Linked DNA regions of Homo sapiens: region 2 is linked to region 1. The links are chromatin contacts, found by Hi-C in ENCODE. All regions are on one chromosome and are shown on one strand. Each heading gives the region's core, a stretch centred on a gene start or an enhancer-like site at or near the end of the contact. The rest is flanking DNA. Distances are from core to core; before and after follow the strand shown.

The links. Hi-C counts contacts between places; a loop is a spot of excess contacts on that map. Pooled maps may share reads with other maps.
Region 2: a loop to region 1 is called in a map of heart left ventricle, with 4 times the contacts of the local background. The contact joins the enhancer-like site here to the promoter of MKRN2OS in region 1. A Hi-C loop is called at or near these places in 2 of 168 maps with a recorded cell type or tissue (PC-3 and heart left ventricle), 2 of 37 single-sample maps with no recorded cell type and 6 of 50 pooled maps.

Annotation. Positions count from the first base shown.
Region 1 is chr3:12,541,506-12,547,834 of GRCh38, forward strand. It overlaps MKRN2OS (MKRN2 opposite strand), which reads right to left and starts at 3,994. Exons shown (of 4, transcript NM_001195279.2): 1 at 3,742-3,994; 2 at 1,675-1,724; 3 at 355-517. The coding sequence starts at 3,959.
Region 2 is chr3:12,902,719-12,909,047 of GRCh38, forward strand. It overlaps IQSEC1 (IQ motif and Sec7 domain ArfGEF 1), which reads right to left. Exons shown (of 14, transcript NM_001134382.3): 12 at 5,631-5,807; 13 at 55-104. All of the region lies in intron 4 of LOC105376956 (a long non-coding RNA gene), which reads left to right. Among named protein-coding and RNA genes, the nearest start is that of LINC02022, 21 kb to the left of the region's middle. Within about 2 kb of position 2,452, at least 3 of the 41 ENCODE cell types and tissues checked have a DNase peak (open chromatin) inside an H3K27ac peak, as active enhancers do.

The DNA of each region.
Region 1 (6,329 bases), core at 2,744-5,243:
ATTGTGCCCAGCCTGAATATTGTTTTTTTTAATTTTTAAGGAAATATAATATCGTGACTTGCTATTTATGTGTAAAAATACCTTGTCACATAACTAAAATAACTGAATACAGGTTCTAGACCTTTCAGCTCTTACAACGCTGTGATTTTGTTGTATGTGTATGCTGACCCACCTCTGCAGAAAACCTAGGGTAGTTCAACCTCTGTTTAAATTCTGTTAGAGATGCTAATATGTCTGTATCGGCTCAACATGAAGCTAAGTGCTGCTGAGTCCTCTGTGAGCTGAGGCTACACGGGGATCCCACTTGCATAGCATGTGAGTGTCAGCGAGGGGGCAGCATTTGCAGTCGTGTACCTGTGAGGCAGCCAGGCCCCCGAGGTGGAGAAGTCTTCCAGGTACTTGTCCCATTGCTCCATCATTCCATACATGTTGGGCTGCAGTAATGGGATGCTTATGCTCTCTTCCCACCCTTCTCCGTCTCGCTGGACACCATGTGCACTGTAATTATACACAACCCCTGCAAATCAAAACCAAAGTCATGTGGAGCCCCAAGGAAACACACACCTCTGTGAAAAAGAGACATCAGAAAATGACAGTAGCCATGTGGTAACTTTACGTAACATAAATCCAGGGTGGAGGTTCTAGAATCTTCCATCCACCTAATGAGATTTAGATTTGCCTACAGTCATGGAGGGATTTTTGTAGCCTTCCCTGTTATCAGCAATCATTTCCTTGAGAGAAACCCAGTTCTAGCTCTACCTGCTGTTGAGGGCTGTGAAGTTGCCCCCAGGAAACAGAGACAATGATAGGCACCAGGATCATCATCTCCAATATTTTTATTGAAGTTCTCTATTTACCAATGGGTCAATCTTGTTTCCTTAAATCAGGAATAAATTTCCACCTGCTAAAGATGAGTGGTAAGTATGACTGTTCTTGTGGGTAACTAAGTCCAGAACTGTTCTGGGTTTCTGATCACAGTATCAGTTTCTCTTGCCTCAGCGGGTAAGGAAAGGCTGTTATTAGACTTCACCTGTGAGGCCTGGGTAGGTGCCTCACCTGCCTCACCATATCCAGGCTACACATCCTGCAGGTGGCTCCACCCAGGACCTTTTCCTGCAGACAAGAAAGCTTCTGGCTGAAGGGTTGCACACTGCCCTCAGAGCTATAGGTGGCCAAAGGAAGTTTTGTTTAATCTTCACTTTCCTTAAAAAAAAAAAAAAAAAAAAAAACACTGCAGGCCCCACCACATCCTGCTTTACTCCTGACGTCCCTAGAATGTGGGGACCCAGTGGTAGTCGGCTGAGCATAGGATTGGAAGTCAGAGGGCCTGGTTCCAAATTCTGCTTCAGACACAAGATGGGAGGTCTTGGGCAAGTCAATCTCACTGGACATCTATTTCTTCCTCTTTTAAAAACCAATAAAAAATGTACAGGTTTGTGAGGCTCCTCACTGAGAAAACGTTAAAGAGCTTTCAAATATTTTGTATTGTTAGTGATAATTTGCCATAAAGTCAAATATTTCTCATTTGTGGGCAATGCCTACCTCATGGTGCAGTACAAGAACCCAGTGAACAATGGAATCACTTATTAGATGTTGCCATAATCAAATCTCCACAAATACTGCTTTCCTTTTGCTGGGTAGTAGGGGTTTTTTAAGCTACAAAACTGCACTTACCATTTGTGTTAGTTATTCCAACATGAAGATCAGACCTTCCATCATACTCTCTGAAAGAAACAAGGTTTGTTTTTTTTTGGTTTGCATGTATTTGGCATGAAGAATTGGCATTTAAAGTAGGAGGATGCCGAGCACAGTGGCTTAGACCTGTAATCCCAGCACTTTGGGAGGCCAAGGCGGGCAGATCACTTGAGGCCAGGAGTTTGAGACCAGCCTGGCCAACATGGCAAGACCCCATCTCTACTAAAAATACAAAAATTAGCCAGGTGTGTTAGTGTGCATCTGTGATCCCAGCTACTCGGGAGGTTGAGGCACAAGAATAGCTTGAACCCGGGAGGTGGAGATTGCAGTGAGCCATGATCGCACCACTGCACTCCACCCTGGGGGATAGAACGAGAGTCTGTCCAAGAAAATAAATAGAGCCAGCTGGATGCAGTGGCTCACGCCTGTAATCTCAGCACTTTGGGAGGCTGAGGTGGGAGGATCTTTTGAGGCCAGGAGTTCGAGACCAGCCTGGAAAACATTGCGAAACCTCGTCTCTACTAAAAAATAAAATACAAAAATTAGCTGGGCATGGTGGAGGGCACCTGTAATCCCAGCTACTCGGATGACTGAGACACGAGAATCGCTTGAACCTGGGAGGCGGAGGTGGCAGTGAGCCGAGATTGCACCACTGCACTCCACCCTGGGCAACAGAGTAAGACCCTGGTCTCAAAAAAAAAAAAAAAAATAACAGTTTTAATCTTTGTTTTACAGATAAGGAACCAGAGATACCTGGAGCTGGTTAAAAGAACCAGGATAGGAATCAGGGGCTTTATGACGCCAGAGCCTGTAATGTCCTTTCTGCGTTGGCTGCCTCCCTGAGCAAGGCCCAGGGATGCTGTCTATTTAGCACCTAACAGTATGACCAAAACCTTTTACATACTTTGGTTCATTTAATCCTCATAGGGACCAGAAGGAAATTAAGGAAGTTAGTAGGCAGGAAGGTGAGTAGTCAACTCCCATTTTCTTATTCAAAACCAGCACTCTTGAGGGGACAGGAAGTTAGGAGGGTAAACTCTAGGGAGCATTAGACTAATGATACGCAGGAGCTGAACATATTTCCTAAAGCATACACCAACATTCTATGACCCATGCTCACCTAAAGCCTGGCTTATGCTGGGCCGATCCTAATCCTATTGGTAAACTCCACGGGGACAATAAAATATAAACCTGGCGGGGCACAGTGGCTGATGCCTGTAATCCCACCACTCTGGGAGGCTGAGGCAGGTGGATCACCTGAGGTCAGGAATTTGAGCCCAGCCTGGCCAACATGGTGAAACCCCGTCTCTACTAAAAATACAAAAATTAGCCGGGTGTGGTGGTGGGCGCCTGTAATCCCAGCTACTCGGGAGCCTGAGGCAGGCTCCCGAAAATCGCTTGAACCCGGGAGGTGGAGGTTGCAGTAAGCTGAGACACCATTGCACTCCAGCCTGGGCAACAAGAGCGAAACTCTGTCTCGGGGAAAAAAAAAAGGTATAATCCTTTCTTTTGCTTTCTAATTCATCCTTTTTGTTTATGCTAGCGCTCTCAGCAAGAGAGAACTGAATTTGTTCTTAAAGCCAGGTGGTGTCTACAGTGGAAATAGATCAGTTCTAGTCTTCAGTTTAATTTGCCTCCATACAAAATAGTCTGCAAGTGCCCGTTCATCGGGCCCTGTAGGTTGTACCTGTTTGTCACTGAAACTACAAATTAACTGACAGTAAAGGTATTATTTAGATAAGATTAGCTGCTGGGTCATTTTCCTGGTTAGCCTCTGAGCACATATTTTTCTCTCTGAAAATCATATGAGCAGGTTTACTCTTCATATATTCCACATATATTCTTGCACTTGTCACTGCAGGAACATATGCACACCATCTGTTTTTATGAAGCCAGTAGGACTGCATCTCAGGATTTAAAGCCAAAGCACCGAAAAAATTGTCCACCAAACCTCACACATTATGTATTAAGAAAAGGAAACTTTAGTGACTAAAACAGAAGGAAAAGTTTGCACAATGCAATTTAACACTGTAAAAAACACTGTACCTAAGAAATGTCCCCTGAGTTGGTCTGAGGAGGAATGAACATTTTTCTTGATGTCCATTAGTAAATGGATTAGCGATGCTAACAGGTGCGTCCTCCAGCTTCCTCGAGCCCAGGTCCTGCTGGCAGAGAGGGCAGCACTGGGGCACACTGAAGCTGTAGATGTATTTCTCACAGTGGTTGAATTTAATTAAAGCCTTCCCAGCCTCTGCGCAGTGCATAGCTTTCGCCTCCTGGAATGCTAGGGGAGGTTTCCGGAGACTTCCTTTTCCTCATTATACACCTGGCGAATGCACACCGCCCCAAGGAACCTGATCAATGGTGATGTCATCCTGACTGATGGCTTCAGAAGCCAAACCAGATAGGATTAACCAGTAGCCAGGCCTCCCCATAGACTGTATCTTAAAGAGCTAGTTTCTATTTGTTTATTTCCATTGTTTATGGTAACTGATAACTGCCAGCTCCTATTCATCCTTTAAAGCCTCACTTTTCTGTGGAAGTTTTGTCAGCTTCCCCCAGTCTTCCCTTGCAGTGGCAGCGCTGGATTCATATTTCCGTCAGAACTCTTATTTATTTATTTAGAGACAGGGTCTCACTCTGTCACCCAAGCTAGAGTGCAGTGGCACGATCTTGGCTCACTGCAACCTCCACCCTCAGGTTCAAGTGATTCTCCCCACTCAGCCTCCCGGAGTAGCTGGGACTACAGACACACGCCACTATACCCAACTAATTGTTGTGTTTTTTGGTAGAGATGGGGGTTTCACCATGTTGGCCAGGCTGGACTTGAAGAGGCCTTCCTCAGCCTCCCAAAGAGCTGGAATTACACGCATGAGCCACTGCACCAAGCCTAGAACTGTTATTTAATCATTTAGTTTTGTTTCTCCCGTTAGTCTGTGAGCTTCTTGAAATTGGAGACCTTTACTTTTGTGTTCCCAGAATTGGTTAGATCATTTGTTGTTGCATAAATAAATCCTTATTTAAGGCTATTTTATTTTGACATTTTATATTATAAAAGTAATTTTGCTTATAAAAAAATTAACATCCAGAATGTTCTGGGGATTTTTTTAAAAAGTTAACAGCCCTGTTAGAAATAAGGATAGCGGTTACAGGAGGGAGATACTGACTGGGAGAGGACAGAGGTGGTTTCTCGGGTCCAGGGCTGTTGTGACTCATCTGGGTGTTAATAATATGGGAGTATTCCATTTGTGAAAAATCATCAAGCTGTGCATTTTATTATATGCAGTATATAATTTTTCAATTTTAAAATAATTTTTTAATTTTCTTATTTTTGTGGGTACATAATGGGTGTATATATTTAAAGGGTACATGGGATTTTTTTTTTTTTTTTTTTTTTTGAGACAGAGTCTCACTCTTGTCGCCAGGCTGGAGTGCAGTGGTGTGATCTCGGCTCACTGCAACCTCCGCCTCCTGGGTTCAAGTAATTCTGCCTCAGCCTCCTGAGTAGCTGGGATTACAGGTGCCCGCCACCACACCCAGCTAATTTTTGTACTTTTAGTAGAGATGGGGTTTCACCATGTCGGCCAGGCTGGTCTCAAACTCCTGACCTCAGGTGATCCTGCTGCCTCAGCCTCCCAAAGTGCTGGGATTACAGGCGTGAGCCACCGCACCCAGCCTACATGGGATATTTTGATACAGGCATACAATGTGCAATAATCACATCAGGGTAGATGGGGTGTACAATTTAAAAATAATTTTTAGCTAGGTGTGCTGGTGCACGCCTGTAGTCCCAGTTACTCAGGTGGCTGAGATGGGAGGAGTGCTTGAGCCTGGAAGGTCGAGGGTGCCTTGAGCCAAGATCATCCCACTGTGCTCTAGCCTGGGCGACAGAGTGGGACCCTGTCTCTAAATAAATAAATAAATAAATAAAATAAGCAATTCCATAAAAATATTTGGAAAAAAAGTAATGCCCCTTGTTTCTCACATAACATTTCCACCCACCATATTCTACTTTCTGGAGAAAATTAATGGTATGTTAGATTCTTTTAAAGCTCAATATTGGCTGGGCATGGTGGCTCACACCTATAATCCCAGCACTTTGGGAGGCTGAGGCAGGTGGATCGCTTGAGCCCAGGAGTTCAAGACCAGCCTGGGCAACATGACAAGACTTCATCTCTACAAAAAATACAAAAATTAGCCAGATTTGGTGGTGTGTACCTGTAGTCCCAGCTACTTGGGAGGCTGAGGTGGGAGGACTGCTTGAGCCCATGAGGTCTTGGCTGCAGTGAGCCATTATCACACCACTGTACCCAGCTTGGGTGACAAGAGAAAAACAGAACAAAACAAAAACCCTCAATATTGTTATATTGTATACTGTTTTGAAATTTGTGTTTTTGCCTCATCTTGGAAACTTTTCCACAATATCAGTGATACAGGTCTAGTTCATTTCAGATTTCATGGGAACCCACATTTTGGTTGTACTACACTTTAACCAAGGCCTAATTGATGCCTGTAATTCCAAAGATAAGCAGTCTTAAGGGGGAGACCCACAGAGAAGGTGTCATGGCAGGTAAAGGCACTTCAGGAGGGTTAAGTATTTCACAATGTACATTTAAATAAATTACAGTATGCTG
Region 2 (6,329 bases), core at 1,202-3,701, 360 kb after region 1:
GACTGGGGAAGGCGACACAGGACAGCCAGCTGGACAGAGGCGCTTCCTACTTACTTCCACATTGCTCTCTAGCGATCCCGCACTGCTGCGACGCCCTCGCTTCCCTGCCCAGAACATGCAATACCAGAAGTTAGACGCGGACATGAGGCTGGGGGTGCTGCCTGCCTGGTGCCACGCTGCTGCCACGGAGCCTGCACCCCTGCTGGGAGCAGGCACAGGTGCCGGGCCCACCTGCCCGCAGGAGCCAGGTGTGAGGGGTCGGAGGAGGGGCTCAGTGGGGAAGCCAGCAGCAGTGCAAGAATGAATTTTAAAAATAAAGTTTTCGAAAAGCAAAAAAAAAATTCTTTTTTAAACCAGCCCCAATTTTGTACTCCTCCTGGACCAGGAGTCTGTTGAGAGGGACCCTGGGGCTGAGGCATGTGTACAGGTGGGCCTGACGCCCCCAACTTGTGTGTTCACCCCTGACTCGGGTGAATGGGGAGGGGTGAGGGCAGCTTCCACATAGCTGCAAACAGCATGGCAGGTACTGCATGCCTACCTTCAGTGATTGCCATATATATGTGTATATCCGCACACACACATATATGCCCCCACCTCCTTGGCAGGACGAGCACTGAGGGTGAAGAGGAAACAACTTCACATCCCCGCTTCCTCCCAGCTGCCCGCAGGAGCTCAGTTTTGGTTTGTGCAGTGCCCTGGCCAGGGGCAGGAGACAGGGTTGGGGACTGCCGGAAACCGCCTTCCAGCTTGGGATTCCTCTGCTTGGTACCACCCCCCAAAGGGGCCACAAAGCCTTCCCTAAGCCAGGAGGTCTCTGCCAGCATCTTCGTCACGCCCCAGCGCAGAGCACACAGTAGGCACTCGGCATGCGGGGTCCGTCAGAGCAAGGCCAGGTCTTCCTCTTGGCTCTGGGTGCGTAGGGCCCAGGCCCGGCCTGGCCCCGCCCAGCCTCCACAGTCCCTCCTGAGGACTTCTCCGTGGATTTTTTGAGGAACACCAAGCCTGGAGCATGACGGGCCCAGCTCTCTGGGAGTGGGGATGGGAAGAGGGAGAGAGAAACAGTCCTCCCCACTTGACACTCTAGAAGCTTCCATCTGGGCAGCATCACCATGTATTGAGCGCTGCGCTGGACATGTCAACCCTATAGGCGCCACTGTGTCCATATCAGAGAGAGGAACACTGAGGCCCAATTCTCACAGGCAGCAGGGTTCACACCCAGACCTGCTCACCCGACCGCCTCTAAGGCTGGATAACTTGGCCATGCTGCCTTCAGAGCTGGACCCTAGGCCGGGTTGGGCCCAGGAGCCTGGAAGAAGGAAGCAACTGCTGGGCCTCCCCACTGTGCCCCGTCCCCAGCCTCTGGGAAAGCTACTGCACCTCCCAGCTAGCCCAAGGCCACCAGCCAGTGACAGGTGGAGGAAGTGCTGTGGGCTTCGAGCCTCCCCGTGCCATCTGAATGTGCTGGGCTGTGCCTTGGCATGGCTTCGGCCTGGGCATCACAGCACAGACTCAGGGGAGTCCAGTTCCTCTGCCTTGTCTGCTGACCCCAAACCAGAGGTCCAGGTGGGAGTTGGGGTCAGCAAAGGGCTTTGGGTGGCTCTGGCTTGTGTGACGTGGCCCTCAGAGACCACTACTGGGAAAGGGCCACACGGCACATCAGGGCAAGAGGGCTCAACACCAGTTGCTGAAGACTAGGACAGCCAAGTAGAACCTTGGCCCTAATTCTCAGCCGGAAGTAAGAGGAGGCTCACATTTCCTTATTTTTCAGCCAGTGTGGGAAGAAGGGCTGACCTTTCTTCCCTTCCTGCCCAACACAGTGGTCCAGGGACATGGAGCAAAGTAGAGTCCAGCCTCCCAGGACATGGCCTCCCTCCTCCACCCCCCTCTTGGGTGGCCACGGCCATCAGACACTCAGGACATTGTGGCGCCATGTGGAAATGTGGAGGGACAGAGCGCCAATGTCTCTAGGTTTTCAAATCAGCTCTCTAGCCTACCCCTAACGCCTGGGACTCCTCTGGCTGACTAAAAACCAGGGCCAGAGGGGAGATGGCCTCCCCGTCTGTAACCGGCAACTCCTTCTGGCTGGCCTATAGCTTCTGACAGGACCTGGGCCAGCCCTGAAGGCTGGGGTTGGGGGTCCACATAGTGTCCCCACCTGGAGTTGAACATGGCCCTCCTTACCCTGCCCAACTTGGGTGAACACTTAGGAGTTCCTTACTTGGCTGTTTTGGAGTGACGCTGAGTGTCTTACAATCTACTTTCTCAATGTCTCAGGTCAGCAAGAGATGCAGGGTGACCCCAGGGCTCCCTCTGTGCTGAGTCCTAGAGCCCTGTGCTCACAGGTACACCCACAACCATAACTGCCCACAGCCAGCCGTGCAGATATCCCATGCGTACGCAGCCTCCCACACCTGCCCTGGTTCACCGGCTGATGAAGTCAGGCAGGCCAGAATAGTGGCTCACACCACACACGTGCTGATCAGGCCAAGCCAGCCCTGGGCAGAGCCTGGAGGGACTTGGAACCATTTTTCTTGAAGGGCTCCCAGGATGATTCTTCACAACCTTTTCAGCTTCCTCAGAGTCAGGGCAGGGCGTAACGTGGCAGTGCTCTCCTGCCCACCCAGGATCCTCGTCCTGTGACCCTCAACAATGCTGTGGTTGGGCTGGTGGCCTTGCTCAGTGTCAGTGACCATAACAGAAATGATAGCTATGCACACTCGGCCGGCGCTGCCTGAGCCAGGCATGCCTGAAAGGCTTTCCATGCATCGACTCCTTCGCTGCAGCTGGGGAAACGGGCCCACAGGGTCTGACCGCTAGAGAGGGCAGGCGGAGGTGGGGGATGAGCTCAGGCTGTCTGATTCTGGCATCTGCGTGCTGCACCATGTTCTCTGCTGGGCCTGACATGGTGGGGAGGGATGTGGCCAGGGCAAGAGGAAGCACCACCCTCTCTGGGCCCTGGCCTGCTTCACACGTGGCAGGGGCGCTTCTCTGTCCACCCACCACTGGTGCCTGTCACTGCTCCCCTGTAACGGGACATGGAGACTGCTGCAGGCAGGTCCTCTCCGTAAGGACTCAGAGCTGGGCAGCTTGGCCAGGGAGGGGCAGGAGGGCCGCTGGGGGCCACTGGTCAGTGTCCATCACCACTTGGCTGAACCCTGTTTCCACAGTCCTTGCTGGGTCCTTGGTCTTGGGTCAGCAGGACTCTTGTGCCGCTGGAATGAGCACCGGGTGGGGAGTCTTAGCCCAAGGGAGACCAGGGCTGAGACGCCAGGCAATGCACTGCAGTGGGGCCGGCGCCAGCCCCCTTCCCTCTAACTCTTGGCACAACAGAGGCTTCTGCAGTCTCCTGAGGATGGGTTCCTTCAGGCACCATCTACGGCCACTTCATCAGTCCCCTGGCTTCATGTCTGTGGTATGTCCTCCTTTGGATGGATGTCGAGTGCAGACCTGGGACAGCTGCTCTCAGGGTCTCCTGCCCCAGGAGCAGTGACGTGTCAAACATGGAGGGGACACTGTCCGCAGGCTCACCTCTTCCACAAGCTCATCGTGGTGTTTCAGGCTCAGTGCTGTGAGGGCCGTGGTGAGTGAGGTGGGGCCATGCTGCCGCTGGGGAGCTTGCAGCCCCCATCTGGTCCAGAGCACATCTGACCTTTCCTGCTGCCAGCCCTGCCCCTCCCCAGGAAGGCTGCCAGCACCTGCCTGTCCCGATGGGAGATCACAGGTGGCCTCTCCCCAGCCTGGGGCCTCGGCAGCTGCCTGGACTCAAACCCCACCTCGCTTCACCCCCAAACCTTTCGGGGTACAGGGGGGTCCCTGAGATCTGTTCCTCCTTTTGTTTCAATGGCAGGCCCAGGGTGGGGTCTCAGTCCCTATTGTCCGTCTGAGCTCAGAATTCCCAAATGACAACAGCAATCGTCACACTACATGAAAGCAGCTGGCCGTGGGCCCACCCCTCACACGAACCTGGGGCCGGCACGTGGCTGTCCAACCCCCAAGCTCTGGCAGAGGGTGGACAGCTGAGGTCCTGACTGCTGGGCCCTGGGGCGGATGGCGCTCAAGGGCCTCGGTTCTGGCAGAACTGCTGCTGCCTGAGAGGGGCTAAGGGAAGGGAGAGGGCAGGGCCTGTCACACTGCACAAACTCAAACGGAGGCTCTAGCCCACAGCCTGCAGAGGCCCAAAGCAGTCCAGTGACATTTAGCTGTGTTTCACAAGGCCACTGGGGAAACCAGTGGTTCTCAACCAGGGATGATTCTGTCCCCCAGGGGATACCTGGCAATTTCTGGAGACATCAGTGACTGTCATGACAGGGAAGATATTACTGGCAACCAGTAGTAGAGGCCAGGAATGCGAGTAAACATCTTGCCAAGCCCGGGACGGTCCCCCAGCAAGGAGTCACTTGGCCCAAAATGTCAATCAAGCCGAGGTTGAGAAGCCCTGGGTTCAACCCTCATGCTGGCAACTGGCAATGAATTTCTGATTTTTTTACCATGGCAAATAATAATAATAATGACAAAACGAAAACAAAGGAAAAAATCCAACTTAAAGGGCAGACTCCAAAGGGCCTGAGAGGGACTAAGCTGAGGGGAGGCAAGGCTGCTGACGGGCAGGTGCGGGAGGGAGTCCTAAGGTGGGGCAGGTGGGGCAGGCAACCCCAGGAATGGGGGGGTCTTCCCAAAACAGGCACACCAGGCTCCTGGGGCAGACCTGCGTGGGACAAGCTGGGCCACTGCAGCCCCAGGCAGTCCCCGGGGCCCCTCCTGGGAGAAGCTCGCTGACTGGTGGACAGACTGTTCGGCGGAGGGCGGCTACGATACCCTCCCGTACACTCCTTGAGCAGCAACACAGCCTGCAGCGGCACGAGCCGGCACCCACCGGTCGGCCAGTGCCTCTTTTCTCTCCTGCCCCACAAGGGAGAGCCTGGGCCACAGCTGCTGGCAAAAGCCCCTGAGCCTTGCTGCTCCCGGTGCCCCACTCCCAGGAATGTAGGCAGTTTCAGGGGTGCTGCTTGCTTGGGGGTTAAACAGCTGGCAGCAAATTAAACACACACAGAAACAAAGAAACAACCACAACATCACAGTTCCCACCAGGGCTTTCCCGGACCCCGGAGCCAGCCCTGGCTGCTGCTCAATGGCCTCTGGGCTGGACGAGGCCCGGGTTTCCCAGGAGAGGAGGCCCCGCAGGGAAAGCAAGACCGGGGACAGTGGGCAAGGGGGCGCCAGACAGATTAGAGGGTTCCGCGCAAGTTCATTCATCAGCATGAAGCACAGGGACGCGGCCGCACAGAGAGCACGGGACACAGCCGCCGGCTCACTCGGGCTAGAGCGACTTCCCAGATCAATAAACAAGTAAATAAAACCCCTGGAAGAAGAAAGGGAAAATGGGGGTGACTTCCCCAGCTAATTCGTGTGCAATGCCTTTCTTTTTGACGTTTGGGTCCTGTTTCCCTGTGTCTTTTTGGGGCGCCCTTTCTGTATGTCACACGCTGCTCTGCTTTGCGGAAGGTCAGGGGAAATGCCGCACTGGCTTCGCCGCAGGCCCTGCCCCGCGTGATGCATGCCCTGAATGCAGACGCCCTGCCTCGGTCTTGCATGCGCTGGGCTAGCAAGGTGGTTCTAGGCCAAGCTCTTACCGGCTTCCGAGAGGTCCCGCAGGGAGCTGCTGAGGGCGCTGCGCTTGAGGCCCTCACCGCTGGCATAGCTGTCGTCCAGGCAGGCCCGGCTCAGTGTTCCGTTGCCCGACTCCTTTTTGAGGCTAGAGCACTGGGACATGCTGGGCCGCACGACGCCTTTCTGCTTCTCGAGCTCCGCTGGAACAGAGAGGGTGAGGGTCCTGGTGAGAGGAGCACAGCCTAGAGTGGGCAGGAGACGGGGCCTTCTGCTTGGAGCTAGCACTGTCCTGAGCCACCATCTGCTTGGAATGGGGAAGGGTTGTTTCTGGGAAAGAGGGTGTGATGGCCACCCTGGACAAAAGAGCAGAAAGGAGATCCCAGGAGGGAGGCTAGAGAGACCAGAGGGCCTTGTGACCTGCAGGAAGGATAGTCACCTTCCAGGCTCGGGAGTGGACAGGGAGGCACAGACTTGCCTGGGTCTGAGAGATGAGCAAAGATTAGCCAGGGTCTTCCACAGAGAGGGCAGTGGTAGGGAGTCCCATGTGCCTCCAAGGAGTAGACCTGGAGCCAGGGAGTAGACCTGGAGCCAGGGATGGCCTTGGCTGTGTGACCCATCAGTCGGTTGAGCCTGATGCAGAAGATGACGAGGTGCAGAGAGGCCAGCTGGGAACTCTGCGGGCTCTTGCGCACGGGATGACCAGAGAGCCAGGGTCTTTTGAT